Regions from separate parts of the Homo sapiens genome. Here region 1 is linked to region 2. Evidence: chromatin loops called from intact Hi-C (ENCODE). Cell type or tissue: GM12878. All regions are shown on one strand. Links, peaks and the distances in the headings refer to the core of each region. The heading gives the core; the rest is flanking DNA.

Evidence for each region. Hi-C counts contacts between places; a loop is a spot of excess contacts. Peaks named below come from ENCODE experiments on the same cell type or tissue, not always from the same donor. Only the 100,000 strongest peaks of a DNase experiment are listed, where the experiment ranks them.
Region 1: it touches region 2 in a loop (7-fold over the local background); 65 of 110 quality-filtered maps call a loop at or near these places.

The regions. Positions count from the first base shown.
Region 1 is chr1:11,332,491-11,340,191 of GRCh38, reverse strand. No RefSeq gene overlaps it. Among named protein-coding and RNA genes, the nearest start is that of UBIAD1, 63 kb to the right of the region's middle. RefSeq lists an enhancer at 5,850-6,352. In GM12878, for the core only: a CTCF peak has its summit at 2,504 (motif pointing left); DNase peaks (open chromatin) are centred at 2,487 and 4,581.
Region 2 is chr1:11,638,615-11,646,315 of GRCh38, reverse strand. No RefSeq gene overlaps it. Among named protein-coding and RNA genes, the nearest start is that of FBXO2, 12 kb to the left of the region's middle. In GM12878, for the core only: a CTCF peak has its summit at 3,719 (motif pointing right); a DNase peak (open chromatin) is centred at 3,717; H3K27me3 peaks cover 170 bases.

The DNA of each region.
Region 1 (7,701 bases), core at 1,530-6,529, 310 kb after region 2:
CCCCAGCGATTCACCAGAAAGCCGAAAGCCCCAGCTCCCAAGGCCAGCCCTGTCAGCACCTGGCCCCGTGTTCCTTTCCCAGGGCCCTGCCTTGCCACGGTGATTTATGGGCCCTGTCAATCTGCAGGCTGAGCCACGGAGACAGCTGGGAGTAGCAAGGATCAGCAGCGGCCACGCGGGCCAAGGGGGGTGGGGTGGCTCAGGCTGAGCCTGGGGGGAGGGGGAGGGGAGCAAGAGACCCAGACACTCCAGACCACAGTGTGACAGAGATGGGGATGGAGACCCCAGCACGCCGGGTCAGAGCAGCCGCCAGCCTGAACCAGGGCAAGAAGCTGCGGAACAAAGACTCCAACCAGAAAAGCATGAAGAAGGAGCAGAACGGGAGACAGCCTGAGAGCCGCTGGAGCCGCTTCTCCTAGGGAGTTTCAGATTCTCTTTATTCTGAAGACAAAAGCAAAATGAAGATGACAGACGGTGAGAGATGTTTAGCGGGTTTGTTTTTCTGCAGACGTTCTGGAGGACCTGGATGAAATCGCCAATTAGCCCTCCTCCCCGCAAGCAAGCTCCCAAGTCCACAACCCTGGTGGGAACTAAGTTCCCCACCCAGCCCCAGCTGGAGGCAACTCTCACTCTGTCTCTCTCACCCCCGGTTTATGTGTCTTTGTCCCTGCAGCTGCACGTCTGACTCCTTCTTCTTTCTTTCTTGGTCTCCCTTACCTTAGATTTTTCTTCCTTGGTATTTTCTGGTCTCCTGCCTCCCTCTCTGACCCATCTCACTCCGAGGAGCCACTGGAGCAGGCTCTCTGGCCCTTGGACCCATCTGTCTCCTGCCTCTGGCATTTCTTGCGCCCCTCCCGGTGTGTCCTCCCGTCTCACCCCCACGCTGTCTCATTGTTCATTGGCGATTGACCTTAGTTTCTTTTTTTTTTTTTTTTGAGACAGTCTCTCCCTCTCACCCAGGCTGGAGTGTAGTGGCTCAGTCTCGGCTCACTGCAACCTCCACCTCTCAGGTTCAAGTGATTCTCCTGCCTCAGCCTCCTGAGTAGCTGGGATTACAGGTGTCCACCACCACACCTGGCTAATTTTTGCATTGTTAGTAGAGACGGGTTTCACCGTGTTGGCCAGGCTGGTCTTGAACTCCTGACCTCAGGTGATCCTCCTGCCTCAGCCTCCCTAAGTGCTGGGATTACAGGCATGAGCCACTGCACCCGGCCATTGACCTTAGTTTTTGATGTCCATCCGCTGCAGGTGTCCCTCCCGTGGCCCTGGGCAGTGCGTCCAGGTGGCCTGTGGAGCAGGAGAGTGGAGTCCCCAGCCAGAATTTGCTGTGCAGAGAGGGAGACCCTGCATTGCTCTCAGCTGCGGGCAGCTTGGCATAAGGAAAAGGCAGTGCCCATAGTTAGGGGAACAGAAGAGGCAGCCAGCAGCAACTTTCATCCAGAGTGGATCTGAAATTCCAGGCCAGGCCTGAGGAATGCTCAGCTGCTTTTGTGTGCATACACACACACACGGAGACACACACATACACGCACGCATACCCACACGGGGACACACACACATACACACACAGACACATATGGGGACACACACAGGGACACACACATACACGGGGACACACAAGGGGACACACATACACACAAGGACATACACACAGGGACACAAAGCACAACAGCCACACACTGGGCAGCCTCAGATGGCCTCACAACCAGACTCCCAAATTCACATCTCTCCACAGTCATCCAGGAACCACAGTCCTTCCAACTCCCAACCCCAAACCACACTGCCCGGAGACATTCCCCTGCCCCACAGGGCACCAGGAGCCCTGAGGCTAGAAAGGGGCTCTGGGCATGTGCACTGCGTAAGGGAGAAGGATAATTTGTCTCAACTTAAATCCAGCCCTCGCTATGGGGACACCAGCCTCTCCCTGGCGACCGTGAAAGGGAGGACGAGGAGGAGGAAGAGGAGAAGGGGGAGGTGAAAGAGGGGGAGAGGGAGGAGGAGGAGGGGAGAAGGAGGAGAAGGGGGGGGAGAAGAGGAGAAGGGGGAGGAGGAGGAGGTGGGGGAGGAGGAGGAGGTAGGGGAGGAGGAGGGGAGGGGAAGGAGGGGGAGGAGAGGGAGGAGGGGGAGGAGAGGGAGGAGGAGGAGGAGGTGAAAGAGGGGGAGGAGGGGGGAAGGAGCACAGCTTTCGACCCAGGCTCTTCAGGTGAAGGAAGGAAAGAAAGACTGGTTCCCAGCGCGCCCTAGGAGAGAGGCCAGGAATACAAGGCCACGAAAGCCCATCTGTTTCCAGGCTTCTGTGATTTGTTTTCCCTTTTCTTTGAATACCCCTTGATTTATGAGACTAGGGGTGAAGATCTCTTCTCATTTAACTTACTTTGAAGCTGATTCAAGTTGTTCCAATAATAAATCAGTCTAAATAAAAAGCACCTGCTTGCATGGGGGCTGAAGGGAAGCCGCTGCCTGAACACGTCCGGCCGGGGGGAGGTGCGCCCCCTGGGGGCCTGAGAGGAGATGAGAGTGCCTGCCCCTGGAACCCAGGCAGGAGGCGCATCGTCCCTGAGCACTGTATGTATATATACTACATATGCAGTGTATGCACCACATATGCGCCACACGTGCACTATATATACACGCTATATATGCCATATGTGCCCTACATGTCCACCACATGTACGATATAGGTACTATACATGCACTATATATATGCATTACATATGTACTATATATGCAGTTTACTCACTACATGTAAACTACATATGCACTATGTATATATAGTATATATACTATATATACATATGCACTATATATACACTATATGTGCACTACATGTACACCACATAGACCATATATATGTGTAATGTAATGCACGTGTAATGTAATGTGGCGTAGTGTAATGTAGTGTACATGTAATGCACATATAGTGTATATATGTGAATATAAAGTGCATATAGATTGCCTATGTAGTGAATATATAGTGCACATATAGTGTATGTGTAAATGCACGTATAGTTATATATAGTGCATGTATATGCACTGCATAGATACTCTATATGCACTATATATTCACTACATATTCATATGCTACATAGGCACTATATGTCCACTACATGTACACCACATATATGATAGATGTGTAATGTAATTCACACGTGTAATGTAGTGCACGTGTGTATATGTTTCGTGTACATATGTTTCATGTACACTATGTGCACTATGTACCATATATGCACACTATATGTGCACCACATATGTACTATATATGCGCTGTATATTCACTACACGTACACTACATATGCACGATATATACACTACAGCACGTGCACTATATATACGCTACGTATACACCATATATGCACTAGATGTCCACTGTAAATGCACTATATGTGCACTGTATACACTGCATATACAGTATGCGCTACATATATACTATAGGCACATTGTATTCCCACCGCACCGCAATGAGACAGGCATCATTATTATCTAGTTAGAGGCATGACCCAGGAAAACCCCACCAACCCTACCTGCACCACCCCTCAGGCCCCTGCCACAGGCTTCCTTGGGGCCTGCTGTTTTGTTGTTGGGTTTTTGCTTTGTTTTGTTTTGTTTTGAGATATGGTATCACTCTGCTGCCTCGGCTGAAGTACAGTGGCATGATCATAGCTCACTATGGCCTTGAACTCCTGGGCTCAAGTGATCCTCCCACCTCAGCCTCCCGAGTAGCTGGGGCTATAGGCACCTGGCTACTTTTTGTAGAAACGGGGTGTTTCACCAAGTTTCCCAGGCTGGTCTCAAACTCCTGGCCTTAAGTGATCCTCCTTGGCCTCCTGAAGCGCTAGGATTACAGGCGTGAGCCATTGCGCCTGGCCAGGGGCCCACTCTGGTGCTGGCTAGGACAGCTCTAGCCATGCCTGCTTTGCTGGGGAAGGGCAGGAACCGGATAATTTCTTCTTTCCCACCCAGGCCCTGCGCTTCAATCTTTGAGTTTCTTGCTTTGTTCGGGAGATTTCCTTTCATTTTGAATAAACAATCACTTAACGGCCTGTGGCTGCACCTCCTCCTGCTTCAATGGGAGGTGATCACAGTGTCCAACCTGACAGACTGTTCCAGACCCAGCTTCCCTGCCTGTGCCCCTCAACCAGACTCTGGCACCAAGAAATGACCACACAGGGTCTCCCAGTTTGATATGGGGTAACTTGAGCCCCAGGAACTCAGGCAGGAGCCACCCAGACCTATAGCCTAATCACAGCTCCACCAGGGTTTAGCTCTGTGACCTTAGGCAAGTGGCTTGACAACTCTGAACCTCCATTTCCTCTGCTGAGCACAGAAATAGTGACAGGTCCCACCTTGTGAGGCCATGAAGATCCTGCTTAGCCCAGTGCTTGATACGGGGTTATTGCTTAGGAAATGGTGGGGTAGGGTTATGGGAGCCGGGGTGAATGAGCCCCGAGAAGAAACCTCAACCCACAGGAGAGCTACAAATGATGCCTGAGGCCACACAGGGACACCCCGAGACATACCCCACCCCTCCACAACCCAGCAGAGGGAGGTGACAGAGAGGTGGCTAGAAGGAGATGGGGAACTGAGACTTCTCACAAGTACATGTGGGAGTCCCCGGCACCACCAAGTGCCACCACCCCAAGAAGTGAGATACACGGAGTGTGATGTTTCTCTGGCACAAGCCGTCCTCACAGCCCAGGAGGTGTGGCCCAGTTAGGAACTTGCTAATGACCTTCTCTGTCAGCTCAGGACTGAATGAGCAGGCTCCAGGCCTCCAGGCTAATGCCAAGCCCGACCCTGAGTTCTTAGGGGCCACACTGGAGAGTGGGAGGTCACGGCACATGCGGGTCCTGTCTGGGTTTTAGGGACAGGGCCGGGCTGTGTTCAGAGCTGTGAGTATGAGGGGACTGGGGCTTCTGGAGAGCGCCTGAAGAATTTACAAAGACCCTTGGTCATGGAAGTATAACGTGTCCGGGGCCAGAGGACTCAGGACAGAGGATCAGGGCCCAAAGAAGGGATAGGGCTAGGCGGCAGTGAGGCCTAGTGAGAGGCAGGGCTGGGTGAGAAGATAGAGACCAAGCTGGGGCTGTGGCCCGGTGAGGCGGGGAGGGGGCTGGTGGGGGATGGAGGCTTGGAGAGGGGCTCCAGATAGACAGTGGAGACAGGAACCAGGATGGCCACAGACCTGGGCCACTAGGGGCCCTGCTGGGGCATCTTGGTTGGGGGGAGCACGCCAGAGCCTGGGGGGACAGTGGGACCTGCCCGCAGCATCCTCACCGGGCAGCCATCAGGAGCTACTGTGCTGGGGACAGAGGTGTCTCGGGGGGTGTGGCATGTTGCTTCCCCTGAAAATGAGAGTGACTGGGCTCTTTTCTCGCTGGGAGAGAAAGCGGCTCCGCTCTCCTTCTGTCCACAGTTCTGCCAGCTCCTCAATGCCCCCTGCCTGCCCCAGGACAAGGGCAAAGCCAGGTATCTGGTGGGACCAGATTGGGCCTTCCTGCCCACGCCCCGGTCTGCCACCAAGCAGCCTACACCATCTCTGTTCTCTCTCTGCTTCTCCTCCTCCTCCTCCCTCCCATACTCACCTTCACTCCTGTTTCCCAATAACCACCCTCGGAGAAAGGAGTCAGAGGAGTTTGGACAAAGTTCATCCTCCCCAGCCCCAGGGTGCAGACACTTCCCTCTCAGCCACGGCCTCTGTTTGGGGCTGGCCCAGACAAGGGGAGGGGTAAGGGGGACATCCCTCTGGCTGCCTGTAGGGTCCACCCAGCCGGGGAAGAAGCCTCCACGCACGGAGGAGTTGTCCACAGGGAGGGCTGCAGAGCAGACAGAGACCCATTTACAAACCAGGCCAAATTTTTTTTTTTTTTTTTTTTTTTGAGACAGAGTTTCACTCTGTCGCCCAGGCTAGAATGCAGTGGCGCGATCTCGGCTCACTGCAAGCTCCGCCTCCAGGGTTCACACCGTTCTCCTGCCTCAGCCTCCCAAGTAGCTGGGACTACAGACGCCCGCCACCATGCCCGGCTAATTTTTTGTATTTTTTTTTTAGTAGAGGCGGGGTTTCACCGTGTTCACCAGGATGGTCTCGATCTCCTGACCTGGTGATCCGCCCGCCTCGGCCTCCCAAAGTGCTGGGATTACAGGCGTGAGCCACCGTGCCTGGCCTAATTTTCTTTAAAAGTGGCATTCTTGTCTTCTAGAAAATACGATGCCATTTTCCTGGCTTGGTGAGGGGTGAGGGGCATTATCCCATCTCCGCTGCCTCTGCCTCCCTCCCCTTCCCCTCCTGGCAGTGCTACTGCTGTTATTAATAGGAAGCAGCTTCCCGGGGCAGCCACCCAGTACAGGTCATCCATCTCCCTCAGAGCGGCCGTCACCCCCCACGGCTCAGCACCCGAGGAGTGGCACTCAGGCTGGGAGCTCTGACCTCATCCCCACTTCCCTCCCTGCCCCCCTCCTCACCTTCTAGTGTTGGCATAGCAAGGTCCTGGGGCAGGAAGGAGCTAAGCTGCCCAGCAGGGATGCCCCAAGCAAGCCTCCCTCCAACATGAAATGTTCATGCATTCATGCATTCAGCAAACATTTATTGAACACCTATTATGAGGCGCACACTGTTCAGGGCCCCAGAGTCAGAGCAATGACCAGACACAGTCCCTGCCCTCATGGAGCTAACTGACATTCCAGTGGGGGAGACAGATATGAAAAGAATAAACTATAAATAAATGACAAAATCTTAGATTTTAGACTCACAATGTCAAATGCAATGAAGCAATAAAACAGGAAAAGGAGATAGGATGTGCTGGGTTCGGGGGTGGTCAGGAGAAGGCTCTGCACAGAGGTGACATCTGTGCTGAGACCTGAATGATAAGAAGCAGTCAGCCCTTAGATCTGAGACGAGAGCATGCCAGGCAGAGAGAATGGAAGGGCAAAGGTGTGGAGAGAGACCGAGTTCTGGCGGTACAGGGGCAGAAAGGGTCAGTGTGGTAGGGCAGTGGAGGAGATCTTGGGGTGAGAAGAGGCTGGAAAAAGAAGAGAAGGTTAGGTCAGGCATGGGACACAAAGAGAAGCTTGGATTTTTTGTCTTTTTTTTTCCAAGATGGAGTCTCGCTCTGTCACCCAGGCTGGAGTGCAGTGGCACAATCTCGGCTCACTGCAACCTCTACCTCCTGGGTTCAAGTGATTCTCCTGCCTCAGCCTCCCGTGTAGCTGGGATTACAGACGCGCACCACCACACCCTGCTAATTCTTTGTATTTTTAGTAGAGACGGGGTTTCACCATGTTGGCCAGGCTGGTCTCGAACTCCTGACCTCAAATGATCCCCCGCCTCGGCCTCCCAAAGTGCTGGGATTACAGGTGTGAGCCACTGAGCCCAGGCTTTTTTTTTTTTTTTTTTTTTTTTTTTGACACAGGCAGGGTCTCACTCTGTCACCCAGGCTGGAGTCCAATGGCCTGATCATGGCTCACTGCAGCCTTGGCCTACTGGGCTCAAGGGATCCTCTTATGTCCACCTCCCTACTAGCTGGGACTATAGGCACGTGCCACCATGCTCAGCTAATCTTTGTATTTTTTGTAGAGACAGGGTTTCGCCATGTTGCCCAGACCGGTCTTCAACTCCTGGGCTTAAGCAATCCACACACATTGGCCTCCCAAAGTGCTGGGATTACAGGCATGAGCCACCGTGCCCAGCCTGGATTATTTTGTAAG
Region 2 (7,701 bases), core at 1,177-6,176:
TGCTGTGGTCTCTCCCCAGAGCATGGGGCCCTCAGAGGAGACCGGAGGGGCCTCAGGCTCACTCTTGCTGTCACTAGAGGGACATCGGGTACACCAGTGGTGTTTAGGTCAGGAAGATAAGACAACTGCTTCTCAGCCTTCAAAGGGCTGTGTGAGGTGGGCCAGAAGGCTCACTGGGCATAGGGCACGTCCTATCACACCACCCTACAGTCCAGTCAGGTGGGACAGGGGAGAGGGCATGGTCATCCCTTTTACGGTTTTCTGGCAAGTGACACAGAGTAACTGGAGAAGCAGAAGCTCCCATCCAGGCACATCTGGCTCTTAAGTGAGTGCTCTTAACTCCTCTCAGCATTACTGTCCCCTACCCTGGAGGACAGAGCTGGACCCACGTGTAAACGTTATAGGATGGCATATACCAGCTGCCTGTAAGGAAAAACCTGTGTGGCGTCCAGCAGGGGGCACCCCAGGGCTGTCTCTAGGACAGTGGGGACAGTTGAAGCGAGAGACAGCAGATAGGGCTTTCATGTCTCCTATGATCCTATTTTTTATTTAAAATTTAAAAAAAAAATTTTAGAGACACGGTCTCACTCTGTCACCCAGGCTGGAGTGCAGTGGTGTGATCATGGCTCACTGCAGCCTCAATTTTCTGGGCTCAAGCGATCCTTCCACCTCAGCCTCCTGAGTAGCTGGGATTGCAGGCACGTGCCACCACACCAGGCTAATTTTTATTTTTTATAGAGATAGGGTCTTGCCATGTTGGTCAGGCAGGTCACAAACTCCTGACCTCAAGCAATCCTCCTGCCTCGGCCTCCCAAAGTGCTGGGATTATAGACGTGAGCCACCGTGCCTGGCCAGTTCTTCCTAATCATTTGATATTTATTGAGCACCTACTATATGTAAGGTAGGGACAAAACAAAGTCTCTGGTCTCTTGGAATATACAGTCTAGATGGAGAAACATAACACAAGCAACTAAATGAGTGAACAAGATAATTACCCACATGAGATAGCCCTTCATCAATAAGCCAGGCACTACTCTAAAAGCTTTATCTATATTAATTTGTCATAATAACCTCACGAAGTGGAAACTGTGATTACTTCCATTTTTACAGATGAGAAAATTGGGCCAGGTGCAGTGGTTCACACCTGTAATCCCAGCACTTTGGGAGGCCAAGGTGGGTGGATCACCAGAGGTCAAGAGTTCGAGACCAGCCTGACCAACATGGTGAAACCCTGTCTCTACTAAAAATACACAAAAATTAGCCTGGGTAAGAAGAGCCAAACTCAGTCTCAAAAAAAAAAAAAAAAAAAAAAAAAGAAAGAAAAGAAAAATAAAATTGAAGCACAGAGAGATTAAGCAACTTGCCTTAGGCCATACTGCTAAGAAGTGATGGAACTGGAATTCTTTTTTTTTTTTTTTTTTTTTTTTTTGGTACGGAGTCTTGCTTTGTCTCCCAGGCTGGAGTGCAGAGGCGTGATCTCAGCTCACTGCAACCTCTGCCTCCCGGGTTCAAGCAATTCTCCTGCCTCAGCCTCCCGAGTAGCTGGGATTACAGGCGCCCGCCACCACACCTGGCTAAGCTTTTTTTTGTATTTTTAATAGAGATGGGGTTTTACCATGTTGGTCAGACTGGTTTTGAACTCCTGACCTCAAGTGATCCACCTGACTTGGCCTCCCACAGCGCTAGGATTACAGGCATGAGCCATCACGCCAGGCGGGAACTGGAATTCTACTCAGCCACTTAGGCACTTGGCCTCTGTAGTGTAGAGAGTGAGGGCAGGAGTGCTACTTTGGTTGGGGTGATCAGGGAGGACCTGTCTGAAGAAGTGACTTTTTTTTTTTTTTTTTGAGATGGAGTCTCACTCTGTTGCCCAGGCTGGAGTGCAATGGTGCTATCTCAGCTTACTGCAAACTCCACTTTCCGCATTCAAGCGATTCTTGTGTCTCGGCCTCCCGAGTAGCTGGGATTACAGGCGTGCACCACCATGCCCAGCTAATTTTTTTTTTTTTTTAATAGAGACAGGGTCTCACCATGTTGGCCAGGCTGGTCTTGAACTCCTGGCCTCAAGTGATCCACCTGCCTTGGCCTCCCAAAGTGTTGGGATTGCAGGCATGAGCCACGGCGCCTGGCTGGAAGTGACACTTGAATCACATGATGACGAGAAACCAGCCATACGGCTCTGGGGAAAGAGCACTGCAGAGGCAGCCAAAGGCTCCGACATGGGAATGAACTTATTCACAGGTCAGAAAGGCAGCCAGCATGGCTGGAGCAGTGAGCAAGTGAGGAGGTGATCTGACGTGAGCTTGGAGATGTAGGAAGGTGACCCAGAGAGTTTCCTGAGGACCTACTATGTGCTCTGCCCTATAAGATATAAATGCTCTAGGAAGCAGATATGATATCGTTTCCATTAAGGAAAAACCTTTGCTCTGTTCAGCAGGAGCTAGGGATGGGGGTTTAGACATCAGCTGCTGACAATCTTGTTTGATGAAACCAAATTTCCCAAGAGTAGCAGGATGATCAGGATGATGATGATGGTGATGATGCTGATGGCAGCAATGATGGCGATGACAGGCATTTGCTGAGGACCTAGAGCGCCAGTTCATGAGCTCAGTGCACAGGCTCATTTAATCTGTGCAGTGGCCCCCTTAGATAAAAGAGCTAAGACTCAGAGATGCAGGGTAGCTTGCCAGGGTCATGCAATGAATAAGGAGTTGAAGCTGGCTTTCCAGCTTAAGTCTTTTTTTCTTTAAATTGACATTTTATATGTGTATATAGACTTTTAATTAACATTATTTTCACAGAGCCAAGCAAACATTTTCAGTCCGCAGGAGGGAAAGAGGGGAGTTGTGGGTTGTGTTGCTGTTTTTTTTTTTTTTTTTTTTTGAGATGGAGTCTCGCTCTGTCGTCCAGGCTGGAGTGCAATGGCGCAATCTCAGTTCACTGAAACCTCCGCCTCCCAGGTTCAAGTGATTCTCCTGCCTCACCAGCTTAAGTTTTAATGACTTTGCTGGGGTACAGAATCAGAAGGGGCCACATGCTGGGGGACAGAGCAAGGACAGAAGCTGGGGGCTCCCAGGTGAGGAAGAGCAGAAAGAGTTGGAGATGACGAGGACACTGGGCTCCAGAGTGTCTGTGCGTACCATTACCCCAGGCAGTAGGAGGGATGCTAGGTGTTTGGGGGCTATTTTGGCTAAGTGGTCAGGGAAGGTAAAATGAATTTCCTCTTAGATTTCTCAGTGGAAACATATGTTTAACAATTTGGTAATGGAAAAGTCCCTCTTCCCCTTTCTGATTTCTTTTTCTTTTTTTGAGACGGAGTCTCGCTCTGTTGCCAGGCTGGAGTGCAGTGGCGCGACCTCTGCTCACTGCATCTCTACCTCCCGGGTTCAAATGATTCTCCTGCCTTAGCCTCCCAAGTAGCTGGGACTACAGGCGTGCGCCACCACGCCCAGCTAATTTTTGTATTTTTAGTGGAGACGGGGTTTCACCGTGTTGGTCAGGCTGGTCTCGAACTCTTGACCTTGTGGTCCGCCCACTTCGGCCTCCCAGAGTGTTGGGATTACAGGCGTGAGCCACTGCACCTGGCCTCTGGTTTCTTTACCTTAAAAATCTGGATTTTTGTGTACGCGGTGTATTCAGTTGTGGACATGGTATATTCAATTGTGCACATAGAGGGAGGGAAGGGCCAGTTCCTCCAAGTACCACTAGGTGTCAGCATTGTCAAGGCTGTCCCCAAGCTGTGTCTGTCCTGCCCATTTCTCTGCGGAGGAAAAGTCGAATTTGAATCCAAGTCCTGGTCTCTTCCCATTGTTTGGGGCTGAGCCTGGCTCTTCAGGGGCTGGGATTTGGTGCTGCTCTGACCCCAGAGGCTGTATGAGAAACATTTAGGAGGCTAGGTCTCCAAGGCCTGGGAGGCCCCTGGGTCTCACCCCAGGCCACATAGCAAGGGCTTTGGATGGCTGGACTCCCCTCCAGAGCTGGGCCCCTCCCAACTAGGGAGGGCTGGTGGTATCCTGGGATCTAGCTCCAAGTAGGTCTGGGAGTCTAGAACCCCCCCAAGTCCATCTCCACCTCGGCAGAGCCCTGGGCCTTGCTTGATGGTGCCAGGCCTGCAGTGAACACAGAACACCCAGACAGATCCAATCCTGAGTTCCTGGTGCATAATGACTTTGCTATTTCCCACCACCGTAAATTAAACCTAATCTTGTGTTGACTCTGCTGAACAAGGAGAATAATGAAGAAGATTAAGATGAGATGGTATTCATTCTCCTCCAACAAAAGCCAATTAATTGTCAGTAGGATTACTGCCTGGAGCCAGGAGCTGCTTGCTAGGAGCTCTGCAGACAGGATGGAACAGGGCTGAGGGCCATTCGCTAGGGTTGCCACTGGGGTCTGCTGGTCATGCAGCAGGAAATATTGCAGGTAGATGTTAGGGAGAACTGCCAGAATGAAGGAGGGGGCTGGCACCAAGGAGGAGGGTGCAAAGAGCTTGGAATCACTCACAGAGGTGATGTTTCTAAGGCGTGGAGGGGAACGCTGTGGAAGTTCCCAGCCACCTGACCATGTCCATCCGAGGCCCCCTGGGACCTTCCCCTGACCATGTCCATCCGAGGCCCCCTGGGACCTTCCCCTGCCTTTCTGCGGTCACCTTTGATGAATGAAGCTGCATTCAGGGGTCTCTGGCTTCCTCCCCACTCTGCTTTTTTTCCTCCCTTCCTCTCCTAGGAATCAGGGAGGCCATTTGTCCAGTGTTAACAGCTTGGGTTTAGAGACAGAAACATGGCCAGGCGCGGTGGCTCACGCCTGTAATCCCAGCACTTTGGGAGGCTGAGGCGGGTGGATTGCTTGAGGTCAGGAGTTCCAGACCAGCCTGGGCAACATGGTGAAACCCCGTCTCTACCAAAAATACAAAACAATTAGCTGAGCCTGGTGGCACACGCCTGTAGTCCCAGCTACTTGGGAGGCTGAGGCATGAGAATCGCTTGAACCTGGGAGATGGAGGTTGCAGTGAGCAGAGATCGCACCACTGCACTCCAGCCTGGGTGGCAGTGAGATTTTCTCTAAAATAAAAATAAAAATAATTAGAGACAGAAACACTTGGGCTTCACCTGGCTTTGCCCCTTGTCCTCAACCACACAAATGGAACCTACGATCCTCACCTGCCAACCTGGTTTGATACTCCCAGGCACTAATGTGCCTCCAGTTCCTGCACCCACTAGATTCTTGGAACAAGACAGTGAAGCTGAATGGAGTGGCCTGACTGCTGTGGGCCGTTGCCAGAAGGTGAGGGAACCAACATTTGTTGGTCTACTGCTGCATTATCTCATCGACTGCCTACAGCAGCCTCCTCGGGAGGCTTTATTTTGTCATCACAAAATTTATTGAAGAGGAAACCGAGGCTCAGAGAGGTGGGGCCCTTGGTCGAGGTCACCAAGCTGTAGGCTGCAGAGTTGGCTGGGACGGGGCTTCTGTCGCCATGGCCCCCAAAGCTTGAGCCCTTTCCTCATCTGCACATTGCTTCGTGCACATGGAAGGCATTCAGTGTGTGCTGGCCGGATGAATGAAACGCTCATCAAATGCTATTTCTGGTCCAGTAAGTTCCGTTTCAGACTCTCCCACATCCTGATAACTCCCAGAAGTAAATGGATTGTGTGTGATTTGTGAAATTCTTCTTGGTAATTCTTGGCAACTCACCTACCTCACTACTACTGTGAAGAAAACTCTACCCTCCCATCCAGATCTAAGTTTGCTTCATTTACTCGGATTGATGAGGTTTTTTTTTTTAATTTTTTTTTATTTTTTTTTATTTTCTGAGCATGGCAAAAGTAGCCTCAAAGTCCAGTTTTACAATCTATGCTATCTCAGCACACGCTGAGCACTCACCATGTGATAGGTGTGTTCAAAACATCACCTGTGTATGGTTTTATTTAATCCTCCAAGCACATCTGTGTGCTATTATTCCCATTTCAGAGGCTGAGATGAAACTGAGGCCCAGAGACGTGCATTCTCGCCCCAGGTCACACAGCAAGGGCTTTGCATGGCTGGAATCCCCTCCAGAGCTGCCTCTCCTCGCCCCCTGTCACCACCTGCAGGCTTTCCTGGGTGAAGTGATTCTTGCGGAGGGATTCTAGTCCTCTGTGCAGACAGGAATTGTGGTGGAGGCCGTGGGCTTCCGGGTTCAGTTGGAATTGGTGGAGTTTTCTGTGTCCCACAAATCACACACTTAGACTCAGCCTCAGGAATTGATCTTTGGTTCATATGTGGAAGGATTTACCACTTAAGCTTTTTTTTTTTTTTTTTTTTTTTGAGACGAAATCTCACTCTGTTTCCCTGGCTGGAGTGCAGTGGCATGATCTTGGCTCACTGTAACCTCCACCTCCCAGATTCAGGTGATTCACCTGCCTCAGCCTCCAAGTAGCTGGGATTACAGGTGTGCACCACCACACCTGGCTGTTTTTTGTATTTTTAGTAGAGATGGGGTTTCACCATGTTGGTCAGGCTGGTCTCGAACTCCCGGCCTCAAGTGATCCGCCCGCCTCGACCTCCCAAAGTGTCGGGATTACAGGCGTGAGCCACTGTGCCCGGTCACTTAAGCATTTACTCAGCACCTTCTGCGTGTCAGCACCTTGTTATGCTTTGAGGATACAACAGTGAACCAATGAGGTCCTTGTCCTCTAGGAGCTCACAGACTAGAGGGAGAGAAGGATCTGGGTTCCCAGTTCTGACCCTCCCCAGGTGTGTGACCAGTTAGTGCCTCAGTTTCCACATCTGTAAAATGGGGATGATTTTGTTACTTACCTGATAGGATTGTTATGAGAATCAAATGAATTAATATAGGTAAGACACTTAGATCAAGGCCTGCACATAAAAGGTGCTACATACAAGTTTGTTAAATAAAATGGACAAGTCTGGCAACTATAGTCTAATAATAGTAAAAGGGTGGTGAGGGGAAGCCTACTGAATTTTAGAGGAGGGACATCTAACATAGACCTTGATCAGGAAGGTTTCCTGGAGGAGGCGGTCCATGGACTCTTGACCCAAGTGATGGTAGGAGGGTGAATTACTTCCCTAGCCAGCTTGTAGCTTCCTGGGCTGTCACTGGGAGCTGCAGTACTAACTGGCCTTTTCCTGGGGCTTATTGTCATAATTTTTCAATGTGCGAAGCACTGTAGTAGCATCTGGATTCGAATAGAAATCTCTGTGCTCAGGGACCTATGATTGAGAGGGTGGGAGGAAAACATCCTGAATATGTTCTAGGACAGAAAAACAGGCCCCCAGACGCTGTGGGCAGTGTGTGGGGAGGTCTCCAGTGGGGCAGGGTGTAGAGAGGCCCTCAAAGCTGCAGAAAGACAAAGATGTCCTCGAAAAAAAGAAAACTAAAAAAAAAAAAAAAAAAAAAAAAAGGAAGGGGGAAGCCGGCAGGGAAAATGATTTTCTCGGCTGGCATTTCTTGGGGAATTAAATCTTGTTTTTCGTCACCACCAAGTGGAATAATCCAATATATTAAAGCAGAAGTCCCCACTCCTATTTATTGCTGCGACTTTGACCTAACAGTCTCGGGTCTGCATTTGGAATCAGACTGTCCCGGGGAGGGAGAGCAGGAGGGAGGAGGCATCAACCCCTTGGATCAATTACTTTCCTCTCCGACACAGGAAAAATGAATTATTCCCCGAAAAGCAGGCACCTCATCCGATGAATTCT